2 separate regions of the Homo sapiens genome follow, and region 1 is linked to region 2. Evidence: chromatin loops called from intact Hi-C (ENCODE). Cell type or tissue: heart right ventricle. All regions are shown on one strand.

Region 1 (8,000 bases), 140 kb after region 2:
CACCTCATTCTTAGAAAACCTTCCCATTCACAGCCTGAAATGGATGGCTTTAATTACCATGTGTCTTTACATCAGTAATATCTGATTACATAGTGTAGACAGCTGGTCCTAGCTGAGCCAATAGATGGCTCTTGTAGGGAATTTAGAATGAGAGTGCAGAGATTGAGTCATTAATTTGTGGGAGCATTCCTGCAAGATTCCATTAACTAGGGGCTGAGATCACCATTTCAGGGCATTCATGACAGACTGTGTAAAAGTGGCATCATGAGTACAGAAACTGGTCTAGGGACAGAGAAATATTATCATGAAGATAACATGGAAGATGTGAAAGACATGCGGTTTGAGGAGGAAAGAAGATAGAAGGAGGAAGAGAGGGAACAGCAGCATGTCAACTCCCCATTTCTTCTAAGGCTCATTATAATTTTTTCTGACAATTTTGCTTTAGGAGATCTCTCTGATTTTTTTTAAATAAATTCTATTTTATTCAAATTAGCTTGAGTGAACATCTGTTCCTTGCAACCAAAATATCTCTAAGACATCTCATTTACTCAGTTTACCTCTTTAATTCTTATACAATGGCTAGTATAATTAGATTGAACTACTAGCCCCTTCTCCAGACCTCCTGTAGTCCTGACCCAAAAGCAAGAATCCTGTTTAAGAGAAAGGCCAGCCTCTGTTGGGACTGTATTTGGCAAGTAATAATTCATAATGCCAATTTATAAATGTGATCTTGGCTATTCCTGACTACTTTTTGCTCTCTTCAAATCTGTTTGGTCTCACAATATGTAGGAATCACAGGCAGCTGGCATGAGAAACTCATGGTGGCTTTGAGACTTCAACAATATGCCTGTTCCCCTGGCTGTGGCCTGAGAAAGCTGTCAATTTCCTCAGAGGGTGATGGCTGAGTCTCATACTGCAGCGCTTGAGAAATCAGAAAGTAGTTGCCTACCTTGTAGGACAGAGATAAAGATACGCTCAGTGTCCCTTGAGACATTTAACTTCATTTCTCCTCAGCCCAGGTGGTTTCAATTGATTTGCAAGTATTTATTGAGCATCTACTGTGTATCAATTATGTCATCTTTCTTTTCCCTATTGCCCCTTCTCTAACTCCTATCCCTCAATTTACATTCTGAGAACATTGTCTTCTGCAATACTCTCTTGGGTTACTGACGCACATCTCTGTTTTATTGCTGAATTTCTTAAAGAGACATCCTCAGTTGTTATCTCTACTTCATAAACTTTCTTTCACTAACTTCTTATCTCTGTGCCATCTATCTTCTGCTTTCCTCATGATACAATTTTTTTCTCTGAATTTTCTTGTATCTTTAAATAAATGCCTCTCTTCTTAAGTTAGTTGGAGTGATTTTCTGTTCCTTGCAACTAAACAGCTTTTGAGACATTCTTATTTCCTCGGTTCACCTCTCCAACCCTACACAAGACTAGCATACTCCGACTCAGAGTGTTTTTCCCTCAAGCATCTAAAGGAATGGGGATTTCTCTGTTAAAGGCCAGGTGGATCTAGAAATAGTCAAATCTTGCCTTAACTTAGCCACAAATTGTCCCTTAATGTGCCTGAGATGGCTATATACATACATGGCAAATGGGAAACCATGAAGCACTCTGTTATTGGTCGAGCTAGGGCTTGATACTTCAGCTGCTTTGAGTAAAGTCAGTTAGAGTATGCATCTTGAGCTTAAGCCCAAGGAGGACCTCTCTGCAGTTGGTCTTCAAGCTTGAGTGGGTGGGCTCAGTTATTGTTCCTGAGACAGGAGGCAGAAGAGAGGGTCAATCAATAGCCTGAAATCAGACCAGTGAGATCAGAATTTGACTCATTCTCCATGGGGCCTAGGAGAGGGAGGGATAGGGATGGTGGTGGAGACCTCACTTGCCAGAGAGAGACCAGAGGGAATTTATTATGAAAATTATTTTTCTCTAGGGTGTAGAGATAAATATGTAGGTAAAGTGAAGGAACAAAATTTGATACCACCTGTTGACTATAGACCATTTTTAGTATAGACGTTGATATATTTAACCATCTATTTGCACTTCAATTACTCTTGTCCCAATCAAATAATTATTCTCAAAGTATATAAATTGTTGTATCATTTATTCATGGAATTGTTATATCAATTCATTCTTTCACTCAGCAAATGTTTGCTGAGCTAGGTAGCAGAGAGAAAAAGTGAATCTGCAAGGCAAAATCCTTAGTCTTAAAAGCTCATAGTCTATGGGTAGGGTTGGGAATGGGAATGACAGGTTTATAAATGGGTAAGTGCCACAAGGTGTTGTAAGAGAAGCCTGAAGAATGTACAAGGAGAATACAAAGAAGGGAGGCTCTGAGCAGCCAGGTGAATACAGGAGACTCCACTTCCAGCCAGCTGGTATCACAGCAGGCCCAGAACAGAGGACTAACCAAATCCTACACTGTTTGTATTAGGGGACCGTGAGGAATCTTCTAGTTCAACTTCTTCAGCTATAGGATAAGAAAACAGACCACCCTTCACCCTCCCAAGGGAAGAACATAGATTGGACTAAAGTCTCAGAGCTGGTCAAGGGCAGGGCCTGGATCCCTGTTTTCCCAGCCCAGTGATCCCTTCTCTAACGTGCCTGCCCCAGGCATCCTTATACCCAGGTTGGGAGCCCCCAGCTCTGGAAGAGCTGCCTCTCTGGAAGATGTAGTACAGGGTCTCCAGCCCAAGCTCGGCCATTCACAGGCCGCAACCTAACTTGTGCTCCCTGTTCTTCCATTTCCAGAATTCTCTCTCTGGTCTCCACTGGGTGTGAAGCCCCCGGGTCAGCTCCTGGAGCTGTTCATTCATTTCCTCATTTTTCCAATTTGTTCTTGATAGCTTCCTGCTTCTCTCAGCCCTAACTAGTTCATCCTTGGTCTGATCTAGTTTTTCTAGTCAGCTTCTCTCTCCCCTTGGCTGTTTCTCCTCCAACAGCTCCTGCTTTCCCAGTAGCTCCCTCCTCCCCAGATGCAGCCTCCAGCTCCTCTTAGAAGCTCTTAACCTATCCTGAGACACAGACCCTCCAGCTGCCTGGCAAAGCCTGTGCACCCTTTGTCACAGTAATGATTTTAAATACATTAAGTAAACTCTATAGGACAAAAAAGGAAACATGTTATTTTGAAAAACAGTTACAAAAACATAAAAAACCAAATTTGTACTATAACAATAGATATACTTTAAAATCAGTGTGTTAAATAAGAAGATATAATGGTGAGTCTAATGACTTCTATCATGTTGAGGTAGTGATGAGCACAAATGATCTTGCAAGGTATCTGTGATGGTTGTAACATGTATGGAAATATCTGTAAATTCTATTGTTCACAAAAGTCACAGGTACTGCATATACTGCTGTAGGTTGCTGCCTACAGTCAGTCATAACTGAAAAAAATGCTAAATTTCAGGTAGAAGTTAGTAAAAATGAAGATACAATATTTTTTCCATTCAGGTTTATGAAATCCTTTATGCACAGATCCTTGGCCACTATATTCTCCAAGTCAAGAAATTCTGTATTAGATGTTACCATGATTTGAGATGCTGTACCTGTGTAGCTATTACCTAAATTAGAATTTTCAGACCAGTAACCATTTGGATACCTCACAGGCATCTAGAAAACTTAAGAGGTCAAAAAATAAGTTTTTGATCTTATCCTCCAAAATAGCTTCTCCTCATTTTTCTCATTTCAATAAATATCACCTTCAATCCTGGAATTCTCTCTCTACACCTTCTTCCTTTTCATTTTTACCTCAAATTTATAAGTCATTCCATCATAATTTCATTTGACAAATATTACCCAATACCCACTATATGCCAAGCACTGTTGTAGGCAGTGGGACTCAGCAGTGTATAAGACAAGTCCTTGTCCTCATGGAGCTTATGTTCTAATTGTGAAACATTGACAATAAATAAGAAAATACATTCAAGAAATTTGGTGGCAATAACTGTATCTCAAATATTATATCTCCCAAAATATTTCTCCAATATTGTCACTTCTCTGCACATCCATTGCCACTCCTTTAGTCTAAAATCTTCCCTGCCACAGTCTCCTAACTTAACTCTGTAGCGGGTCCAATCTTTCCCCATGCAGCACTCAAAGTGAAGGGTGGATTATGTTCCTTCTCTGCTGAAATCCTTCAGTGACTTCCTACTGTGCTTAGAAGAAACCTAGACTTCTAAGAAACCTGGAGGGCCCCACACTATCAAGTCCTCACCTACCCTCCATCTTCTTCTCCTAACAATCCCTCTGCCTCTACACTTGGGCCGTCTTGGCTTTGCAGTTTCTTGCAGGCACCAGTTTCCTATATTGGGGCCTTGTATGTCTCTAAGGCTGCCTGACTCTTACTGGCCCTTCAGGTCTCAACCTAGTTAACCTTTGTTTAAAATGCCATGTCTTTGAGGAGCCCTTTGCTGACCCTTCAATCTAAATTATGTGTGCTTCTCATTCTCCTTCAGAGTAATGTCTTCTTTTTCTTTATATAGCAAGCTACTTGTTATAATTATTATTTAACATAATATTCAAGTGTATACCTAATATCTGTTTCTCTCACTACACTGCAAGTCCCAAGAAGGCAAGAGCTTTGTCTGTTTTGGTCACCAGTAGCATAACAGTTCCTGGGATATGGTTAGTGCTTAACACACATGTAGCTGTTGAATGCGTTATGAGTTACTGCACCTTTCATCTCTGACATCTGCCCCCAAGCTCATCACATATTCCAGGTTCGTACTTCCTCTTTTATGCACAGGCATATTAAAATCTCTGTCTATATTTAAGTTGTTCCTCACCTAATCAGGTACAGTTATACTCAAATTCATTTATCCATCCATTCATTTAACCATTATTTATTGTGTACCTTCTAATTACAAGGCACTATGCCAGGCACCATATAAGATTAAAAGATGAATAAGACATGGTTCTTGTTCTCAAGACATTTGCAGTCTAGAAGGAGATTTAAGACACTGTCAGATAGCTATAGCAGGAAAACGGGTGCTATGTGCAACCATCAGCAGAGTCAGTGGCAATGAAAGTGCAGAAGAGGTAATAATAATATTTCCAACTAGAGGTTTCAGGGAAGCTTTTATGGAGAAGATGGCATCTGAGTTTGGCCTTGATGGGTGGGAGGAATTTAGACAGCCATAGATGGTAGGTAGTGTCCCAGATGAAAAAGCAGAGTAAACAATGTGTAGAAGCAGAAAAACACAGAGCATGTAGAAGAATGATTGGTCCATTACCTAGGTTATGTGTAGGGGAGCTGTAAAGGCAAGGATGGAGCATGTGAAATTTTGATCTTTATTTGATTTTGCTGGGGAGTCAACAAATATTGTTGGACAGAGGAATAAAATAAGAGTTAAGCGGGAGCACTGAAAAGATATAACTGCCTGCCTATATGATTTTAAGTTACATAGATTATCCTTATTCAATTAAGAGATAATCAAACAAAACACGAGGACAGGAAGAGTCCAGGGAGGAAAGATGTCTCTATGAGCTGGAGCAGATGAGGAAGTCCTGTGGAGGAACTGGACATTCCTTTGCCTTCAAACTGGAACACTGACTTATGGACATTAAAGGAGTCAAATTCAAAGTTATGACGGCCACTCTCATCTTTGGACCAAGAGGCCACTGGCTCCACAGCTGGGACTTATTGGTTCAGACTGCTCTAACAAAATACCAAAGAGTGGCTTAAACAACAGAAATGTATTCTCACAGTTCTGGAGGCTGAGAAGTCCCACATCAAGGTGCTAGCTCCTTTGATTCCCAGTGGGGGCTCTCTTTCTGGCTTGCAGATGGCTTTTTTCTTGCTGTGTCCTCCAATGGCCTTTTCTTGGTACACGCTGTGGAGAAAGAGATATTGCTCTTTCTTCCTCTTCTTGTAAGGCCACCAATCCTATTGGATTAGGCGCCTCCCCACCATGATGTCATTTAACCATTACCTCCTAAAAACCATATCCCCAATTACGGTAGCATCAGGAATTAAGGCTTCAACATATGAATCGCAGGGGGCTGGTGGGAGAGACACAATTCAATCCATAGCATGGGGCAAACCAATCTCTGAATCCTTTATAATCAAAGACTGTGAGAGCTTCTAACTCAGTAGCTTCCAAGCAGTGTTTCTAGGAGCATTGGGCATCCCAAGGAGCACTTTCTGGCGACAAAGTAAAAGTGGGCTCTACTTTACCTGTTTACTGTATTAGACCTCCATATAAATTTCCATAGAAGACAGGGTTTTACAGATAAAAACATATTAGAAAACCCCTGATCTGGTTTGATGACTTGATTTTATGAGAAAAAGATAGGATATTGAGATTTAGAAAGGAAAGGAGACTTGCCTACAGTCACACAGCAGGTAGGGACAAATTCTAGTAGCCAATGAGTAGATCTACGATCTTGTGTGTGGATTCCTAGTCCAGTGTTTTGTCCATTGTTCTTCTTAGGTCCCTCCAGGTCCAAGGGGGGAAGCCCCAGATGTGCTCACCGGGAGCGCTCACCGGGAGCATAGTGAATGGGGAACCCTCCTGGCATACCAAAGAGTGGTTGCTTACTGAAGGTCTTGTGCAGAGCAGATTCAGTGACCCGGGGCTCCAGCAGGGCACTGATCTTTTATTTATTTTTCCTTCGCCATCTGGTTCACATGCCCAGACTTTATAATGAGTTGGCAGGAGTTGTGGACTATTAAATAATTAAGGTATTTTTCCTAAATAAATATGCCCAGAAAATTATGCCATAAATGCCTAAGTGTCACCCTAATGGGCTGCTGTCAGACACTCAGAGGAATCAGAAGAGGTAAATGGTTTCCTTTCTGGAGATGGGAGAGACAAATCCATGCCACCTAGGGAGAGATCAATATGCTGAGGTTCTTCAGATCAGTTCAAATCCTTCAAGAAGTCAAAGACACACAATGAAGATACAGAACAAAGCTGTTGGAACAAAGAAGAAACCTGTCTGGTATTCCTTCTGAGGTCCAAATACCCAGACTTGGAGTGCAAAAGTTACATTTGTAGACAAAGAATTCATTTTTAAAAATTTGTTTTCCCTTATGGCTAAAGGGGTGTGTGAGAAAGTGGCAAAGAGCTCCCTGTATGATCCATGGAGTGAGGGACCTCACTTTCCCTCATCCATGGATACAGACCATCCAGGGGGCCAGACTCTTTCCCTTGGGCCATCTCCCTTTCACTTTTCACTCATCAGCCTTCAGGTTGCAGCTTAAATGTTTTGTCTTCTCTTCAGAGAGCCATTTCCTGACCATCTTGTTGCCCCATTGTTAGTCTCAACAAGTTATTTTCCCTTTTCTTCAGAGCAGTTAATTCAAGGTATAACTACATATTTATATGTTTGATGTTTGCCTGTCCCAGACTGTAAGCTTCACTCAAGTGCTATGCTAAATGTCAGGGTATTATGGGTGCTTGACACTATCTGGCACAACATAGGTGCTCAGTATTTACTGAATGAAGGAGTGGTTTATTTCCACTAATGTGGAAGTTTTGTTGTTTTCTCTTGTTTTGTTGAAGATCAACCGTCTGTATCTTCCTGTTACATTCTATAATTTCTATAGCTATGGATTTGCAGCCTAGAGCCAAAAACAAGAAGGAATGTGAGAAATGATTTTAGTCTGTAATTGGCTAATGAAAAATCAAATCCTGGAATGGAAATTCCTGTGATAAATTCACTCATTTAGTTTTTCAACAAATATTTATTGATCAAGTACTATAATACTTGCACTGTAAAGTACAAGGGATACATCATGAACAAGATATAGTCTCTGTCTTCACAGAGTAGAGAGAAAAAAAGGAATTAAGCAAAGTTGTTGAGAAAATCAGCAGGATGATGAGATGGGGTGTAAGTAGGGCAGACTATGTTGATAGGGGGCCACAGAAGGCTGCCTTATACTAAGACCTGGAGGATGAGAAGCCACTGGTTGTATAAAACATAGACAGAGGGAACAATAATGTAAGAGCCTTAAGGTGGGAATGAGCTTAGCATGTTGGAAAGACAGAAAG
Region 2 (8,000 bases):
GAGGCTGCATGTGAATGGTGCTGAAGAGAAAGAGGACTGTGTGTGAAGACCAGGCCCCAGTGTCCACACTCAGACCTCCTGGAGGTGGTCCCTTCATCTCACCACAGGGAAGGAGCCACTCCAGCAAGCGTGACTGCCACCACCCCAGGAGGGGGATGGAGAAAGACCCTCTCCTCAGGGCTCCCAGCCAGCTTCTCTGGGGCTCTGTGTCAAGTGATAACAAGGTCCCTGCTCTCTTTCCCATGTGGGAGCTGGACTGTCCTCACTTTCAAAGGTCACCAGAGGTGGTCTGAGAGCTGGTGAAATGCCAGAGAGCTCTGCTTTGAGGTGGCTGTGGTTGGTACAAACCAACTCTATCTTGGTTGGGCCAAAGTTTTCTACCCTCCTGGCAGCTGACTCTTTCCATAGATGGTGAATGCTACTGGCCAAATGTCTCCTAGATGGACTTCTCTGCAGAGCCCAGAGAGTGAGTGTCCCCTTACATTTTGCACCATGAGTTTTTTACTCACCTTGCCCTAGCCCTAACCTGCCTCCTGTGTCAACCACGAAGGCCCCAGACAGCAAGCCCACTGATGGCCCACTAGGAGGCCTTGTGGGGCAGAGCTGAGAGGGCGGTGCTGCTGCAGCGGGAGGAGGACTGCATTTCTTTATTTTCTCCCCAAATCTCAAAAGAGCAAGGTGCTGACAAGAGAGTGGTCTCAGGGGCTTTGAAGATCAGAAATTGTGAATTTGGGTTTTTCTTTGAAAAGAGAATGCCTTTAACTTTGCTCCTTAGTGCCCTGCCTGATTGCCTGTTAGCAGCTCTGTTCTTTCTTTTATTCTTCTCCAGCAGGGTCCCTTAATTTGGTGGCACCAAATGTTGGATGGGCTTCGGGAAGTCTGTGAACACCCTGAGAGGGCATGTAAGAGTGTGGGCTTATGTGTCTATACGCATTTTAATGGGGATGGGCCTGTGGCTTTGATTAGATTCTCAGAGAGGCCAGTGGGCCCAAAGGTGTTGAGAAATGCTAATCATTTGTCTATTGGAACAAAAAACTGTTTTGAGGAAGTTTGCCTGGGGAGTTCCTTATCTAAGGATGGAGCTTTTAATCAAGGTGTGGATGAATGGAAATGAAAGACAGGAGTTGGGGGACTTGTGAAAGACATCTGCACTCTGTCCCTAGACCTCAGGAGAACTTCCACTGTGAGGCCTTTTAGAGTGCTTGTAACATTCACTTTCACTAAATATTTCTTATTTTTCCCTTTGTCTCTTTGCTACTAAAACAAAACAGAAGAGAAAAAAACATTAGAAATCAATGAACCTTAAGATAATGAGAAAACAAGTCATAGACTGAGAAATATTTGCAAAAGATATTTCTGATAAAGGACAGTGATCCAAAATATACAAAGAACTCTTAAAGTTCAACAATCGGAAAGCAAATATGGGCAAAAGACCCACACAGGCACCTCAGCAAGGAAGATGTACAAATGACAAGTAAGCATATGAAAAGATGCTCAACAACATATGTCATTAGAGAATTGCAAATTAAAATGATGAGCTGCACTACTGCGTATACCTAGTAGAATGGCCAAAATCCAGAACATTGACCACACCATATACTGCTGAGGATGTGGAGCAACAGGAACTCTCATTCATTGCTAGTGGGAATGCAAAACGGTACAGCCATTTTGGAAGACAGTTTGGTGGTTTCTTAGAAAACTGAACATACTCTTAACCATATGATTCAGCAATTGTACTCATTGGTATTTACCCAAATGAGTTGAAAATTGTGTCCACACAAAAGCATGCACATGAATGTTTATAGCAGTTTTATTCATAATTGCCAAAACTTAGAAGCAACCAAAATATCCTTCATTAGGTGAATGAATACATGGGTACACTCAGACAATGGAATATTATTCAGTGCTAAAAATAAATGAGCTAGCAAGCCATAAAAAGATGTAAAGGAATCTTAAATGTATATTAGTAACTGAATGAAGCCATCTGAAAAAGTTACATACTGTGTGATTCCAACTGAATGACAGTCTGTAAAAGGCCAAACTATGGAGAGAGTAAAAGAATGGGTGGTTGCCAGAGTTCGGGGTAAGGGAAGGATGAACAGGCAGAGCATGAGATTTTCAGGGTAGTGAAACTACTCTCCATGGTACTATAATGGTGGATGCATGCCATTCTACATTTGTCAAAACCCATAGAATCTGCAACCCCAAGAGTGAACCCTAATATAAACTATGGACTCTGGGTGATAATGATGTGTCAATGTAGGTTGATTGATTAAAACAATAGTGAGCAAGGCTGTGCTTGTGTGGAGACAAGGGAATACATGAGAACTCTGTACTTTCTGCTCAATTTTGCAGTGAACCTAAAACTGCTCTAAAAAACAATCTATTAAAAAAACAACCAGGCTGGGCATGGTGGCTCACACCTGTAATCTCAGTACTTTGGCAAGCCAAGGCAGATGGATTGCTTGAGCCCAGGATTTCAAGACCAGCCTGGGCAACATGGTGAAACCCCATCTCTACAAAAAATTAGCTGGGTGTGGTGGTGTGCGCCTGTAGTTCCAGCTACCTAGGAGGCTGAGGTGGGAGGATCACCTGAGCCCGGGTGATGGAAATGGAGGCTGCAGGGAGCCATGATTGTGCCACTGTACTCCAGCCAAGGCAACAGAGTGAGACCCTATCTCAAAACAACAACAACAACAACAACAACAAAAATCCAAAAAACATTAACTTTTTGAGGTTACATGTTTTCTTTTGGAATAGGATGGATGGGGTGGAAAACAGAGATGCTGTGATGTTCCTAGGTGGGTTAGGCTGAGGAAGCTCTGGTGACCACTGGAAGCCGGCAAGCAGGCTGGCTCTTTGCCGCAGAGGGAAGGAAGACAAGAAAGGGGAAATTGGCCCAGGGCAGAACTGTGCATCCAGAGGTTGCAAAGAAAGTAAGAGACCCCCAAAATAACATCAAAGTATCTTCCACCAGTCAAGTGCTTTCTTTATGCCAGGTGTTCTGTTTTGCACCCTACAGGCATTATTTATTTAATGCCCACAACAACCCCATGGGATAGGCAGACCTCATATGGTATAATAATGGGCACTGACCAAACAGAATGGAGGCAGCTGGAGCAAGGTCCTGGAGCTTGCTCTTGTGCCAGGCGCTGACTTTTTAGTTGCTAGATTGTCAGGAGGTCAGGGTAATCCTAGGGAGAGGCCAAGGTGGAGAAATGGGGAGACCACTGGGGTGGGGGTGGGGGAGGCTTGACCAGGTGTTCTCAAACTTTAGTGTGCATCAGAATCACCGAAAAGCTTGTTACAACATAGATTATGGATGATGAGGAGGCTTGAATCCACTCTCTCTGACCCTGAAGACCCAGCTGTTTCCCTCAGTTTCCAGTCTGCTGGCACCCTCAGGGCAAGTAGAGATCTTGGCCAGGGCTGGAGGTGAAGCTAGCAGCACGTTGGAAGCTCTGCCTACTCCTGCTGGGGCTCACCTTCTCTCTGCTGGCCTGGGGAATGCTACTGAGATTCCTGAGTGGCTTGGCGCTGGCTTCCTTGGCCCCCTCCCTCCCAAGTAGCAGCTGTGAAGTTGACGAATTACGCTAAACTGTGATGCCTCCTCGGGAGCCTGTTCCAGGACGTGCCGTGATGGCTTCCTAAGAAGGCGACAGGCACGTGGTCTGCAAACGAGCCGCTTGCTCTCTCGCTCAGCACAGCAGCTGCTCAGAGGCAGCGTGGGCTCTGAACGGCCCGCCAGGGGAGCCTATTAAGAGCCACAACACTGTGAAAAGAACAGCAGAAACGCTCCATTAAATCTGGTGGGGGGCCTCCTTAACAATGGGACCTGCCCCAGGAGTCATCACTCCACTCAAACCTGCCTCAGTCTCCAGCCTGGCTCTCCTCTCTCTGCCCCTGCAGTCTCTTCCCAAAAGGGCTTCGGGCTTGAGAAACTCGAGTTCCTGGCTGAAGCTGGTAAAACTGTGGCTGGAAGGGTGTAGCAAGGGCCCAAGCAGGCAGCGAATCCAATGGTAATGTTCTCTACACTGCCTGGGATGGGAATGAGAATGCTATTGGGTGTAGGGCATGATGTTGATGAGGATGCTGACAGCAAGGATCTGGGCATAGGGACCTCTGCTTTGGACCTGCCCGCTGTAATCCCCTTCCAGCCATATTCCTCCCCAAAGGGCAATAAATCCTTAAGGCCAGGAGGATACACCCACCCAAGGACGGTGACCCTCTTTCTACACCATACTTCAGGTACCTGAGAACCTGCAATTCCCTGCCAAATGGCTCCACACCTGCTCCTGAGTCTGTGTAAGCTTCTTCTCAGTACTTCCTTTAGAGAATGGACTGTCCCACTGGGGTTGTGGACAGAGCTTGGACATGCGGGCTGGGTGTCCACATGTGTGTGAGGTCCCTCAAGGGCAAGACAGAGCCCAGTGTGGGAAGAGGTGGGGGGCAGCCTGGGGGTGGGAAGTCATCCTTCTCCATAGCTCCATTTGCCAGTGCAAGCTCCCAGGAGCCTGGAAATTCTAAATTTAAACTTCTCAGGCTTATGAAGGTATATTTATCAAGGTAGGAGGGTAGAGTATATTTTTCTTAACAGTTTGTTAACTTGATTTATAATTTTAACCATCGTGCTCCTGGCTAAGTGTTTGGGGTGGGCCCAAGTGCAGGTGGTGGTGAGAGCAGGCTCTATTTATCATCTAAGTGTCTCAGAGAGGCCAGGCCAAGGGCCATGCTTTCAGACTGGCAAGCCAAGTGCCCAGTGAGGAGGCAGACACTGCGTGCTTCTCCAGGCCCTGCAGAAAAGGCTCACTTGTCTTCTGGAATCTTCTGCTCTGGGATGATAATGATAAAGATGAGGGTGCTGGTGAGCTGGCAGGAGCCCTGTAAAGAGGCACTTGGGTAAGCTATGGTCTTGTGAGGAAAGGGCCCTCTTCCAGGCACATCCTCCTTGACCTTTGACCATGCCCTCGACCTCACCAGCTTGTTGGGGGAGAGACAGACATGCTGCTCTTGCCTTCTCATGCTGGTGCTTCTGAGATCGCATCTCTTCTTCTTCCTACTGTTTATCTCTATGTGTCCCCTACTCCCATCCCATCACAGATACATCATGAAGTAGTGCAATAACTCTTAGGAGGGAACAGACCACTAGGGGAGGAAGCCCCTTCCTTGAGGGCTTCTGATAAAGACCTCTGTTGGACGTGGCAGTGTTTCCCCATGAGCAGTGCTACTGGAGGGCTTGTTTGGGAAGGGACTTGGAAAGGAGAATCACCTTTGTGATTTCCAAGAGGCCTGGCTGCTACTGGCAGGAATGGGAGGAGAGGAAGAGAGTAGAAGACCCTTCTTACATTTATCAGAAACCAAAAATTTATTTGAAAGACTTTCCTGGATCTCCTTCATCTATGTATCTGTCACCTGTCTATCAGTCAGTCAACCTATCTATCTAATCTCTCACCCTCCCTCCATCTGTCTATCATCTATATTTGTTGGTTTCTTTTTTCCAAACATGAGTTTTTAACATAGTGACCACGGGCCTCTATTTTCTAGGCTGTGAGCCATATTATTACCTTGTTTAATCCTTGTGAAAACCCTGTGAAGTATTATCCTTATTCCATAAATGGGGAAACTGAGACTTTCAGAGGCAAAACAAACAGCCTGAGGCCACATAGGTCAGAAATGGCAGAGTTGGGGCCTAAGTTCATGTCATCTGACATTGAGTTTTTTGCTGCTTGCACTGAGTGAAGATTATCTCTAGGCAAATTCTTTCTTTTTTTCTTTCTTTCTTTCTTCTTCTTTTTTTTTAATCTGGAAGAGAAATGCTGCCTTGAGTGTTTGCTTATCTCTCTCCAGCAGGTTCCCAGGGTCTTGGTTTCGGCTCTAGCCCTGAGGGGCCTGATGGGCATCAGCACTGACCTTTCTGTGTGGCTGCAGGCTTGGCCCATCTGCTCACCAGAGCGCCTTGCCACTAGCATGCTGTCTGGGTGTGCCTGGCAGTCAGAGTGTGCAGGCCGGCTTTGACAAAGTGACAGAAGCTGTAAAAACAGCTGTTTGATATTCCCTGCTTTTAAAAACAAAACAACCACAAAGAGGTTGAATGAAATAGAGAAAATACCCTTGTTTCATGCGTATATTTTTACTTACAGAACATTTATTTTCTCCTTTCCTTTCTCTATTCCCTGTTTATCTACCCAATCATTTGCTTCCCTTCCTCCTTGCCTCCTTTCTACTTCATCCTCCTTCCTTCCTTCTTTCTTTCCAACTAAAAAAATCTTCCTGCTTCTGTTTCTATGTCTTTTTTTCATCTACATTTTCTTCTCTTGAAATAACTATTAGCTATTTCTCTTTGTTTTCCATTTTCACATCATCCAAGCCTTTGTATATTAATTTGTCTCTAGCTTTGGGTTCATACCATCCCAAATGTGTAGTATGATGAACTCCAGTATTAGTTATATGACAGCCCATGGTGTCTTCAATTAAACCAAGGTGCGGACAGGAAACTCTAACACAAAATGAAATAATCTCTCCCTGCCAAACCATCATTTAATTTAGATAACTAAAAGTATGCATAAAAGAACAGGACATCTGGCAGTAATTGGCAGCCCCAATGGCCACCTCCATCACCTCCAGCTACAGAAACTTGGAGAGTTTTGTTGTCATTTTTAGCTTTAATTTTGAAATTGTGACTGAGCTCTGCACTGTGGTTTCATCCAGGTTCAAAAGCATGCTTCTGTTCAATCAGCTGTTCATTGTACAAACTCCTTCCTTATAGTGAGAGGAGCTCCAGGTTTCAAGGCATGCACAGATAGAAATAGGTATATTATATGCATTCAACTTAGTCATTCATTAGATGCAGTTTGACCAAGCTTAACATAGATTAACTTTTACATCCTGCAGTCATTCTTGGCCCTTAAGATCACTAGATTCCAGGCCTTTACTCCTATGCACGTTATCTGCATTTTCCAGAGCCCTTTTAGGTTCTCTTGTACCTAAAAATCCTTTGCTTCACGGCCTACTTAAATTCCACTAATGCTATGTCCCCTACCTACTATCTCCCTTTCAATCCCCTTTTCCTCTACTCTATCCAGACAAAGCTATTTCTTTCAACTGCCCTCGAATGCCCTTTACAGTTTGTTCCCCATGTTTCGTCATCCCTTGTTCTAGTTATTTTCCCTCCTAAACTGATAAGACATTTCCTGTCTCCTTCCCCTTCTCACTTCCTACTGTCTTATTCTCCATCAAAACCCTCGTGGCTTATCTCAGACTTGGCATTGTGGAGCTGCCGGTCCATTTCCACATGCAGAAGATGACGCTGGGTCTGCAGCTGGAGACAGCTACGATTGCTGTCAGATCTGTGGCCACATACAGGCTTTCTACTTCATCCTCCCTGAATTGGATCTACAAATATATCATTCACAGAATGGAAAAGTTTTGAGCCTCCCTCTAATCCCTGCATGGACCTAATCCCCACATGGAGGAGAAAAGGTGATGGCTACAGGCAGGTAGGGTTTATAAGATGCAGGAAGGGCTGAGTTATGCATTCACAAACATTTCTCCAACTTCGCCAATAAGATAGGTCATTTCTTCTCCTTTGGGGAGAACCAGAGGGAGTGGAGAGAGGATGGAGAGAGTTTTACTGTTCTTTCCCTGGGAATGAAGTGGCATGCCCCTTTCCCCATGGAAACATAGGATGTAGGGTATGGCCCCCTAATATTTGACTTTTGGACAGGAAATAGAAAGGGGCTGTCACAAATCCCAAGGGGTTGGGATTTTTGGTGACCTCCTTAATATTTTTACTACGGTCCAGGGAAGGGTGGAAATTGAGGTCCCTCCACCCCATCTCCTAGCCCTTTCCCTTGCTGACTTCAACTCTCACCCATCCATCCTTTAAGGCCTTTACCCACTTGTCCAAGCTATGTTTGTACAAGTGGGTATGAGGGGTGTGCATATTTTTGGCACTGACTGCCCTTGGAAATATGGACCTGTGGAAGTGGCCTGTGAAGGGC

The links. A loop is a pair of places that touch in the nucleus more often than their neighbours do. Peaks named below come from ENCODE experiments on the same cell type or tissue, not always from the same donor. Only the 100,000 strongest peaks of a DNase experiment are listed, where the experiment ranks them.
Region 1: a loop joins it to region 2, with 2.1 times the contacts of the local background. A loop is called at or near these places in 2 of 110 quality-filtered maps.

Annotation. Positions count from the first base shown.
Region 1 is chr1:112,180,936-112,188,935 of GRCh38, reverse strand. No RefSeq gene overlaps it. Among named protein-coding and RNA genes, the nearest start is that of LINC02884, 180 kb to the left of the region's middle. In heart right ventricle, no CTCF peak of the experiment used is centred here; no DNase peak of the experiment used is centred here.
Region 2 is chr1:112,321,388-112,329,387 of GRCh38, reverse strand. The region is part of intron 1 of LINC02884 (long intergenic non-protein coding RNA 2884); the gene reads left to right. Among named protein-coding and RNA genes, the nearest start is that of LINC02884, 35 kb to the left of the region's middle. RefSeq lists an enhancer at 3,160-3,659. In heart right ventricle, no CTCF peak of the experiment used is centred here; a DNase peak (open chromatin) is centred at 3,635; H3K27ac peaks cover 1,071 bases; H3K27me3 peaks cover 936 bases.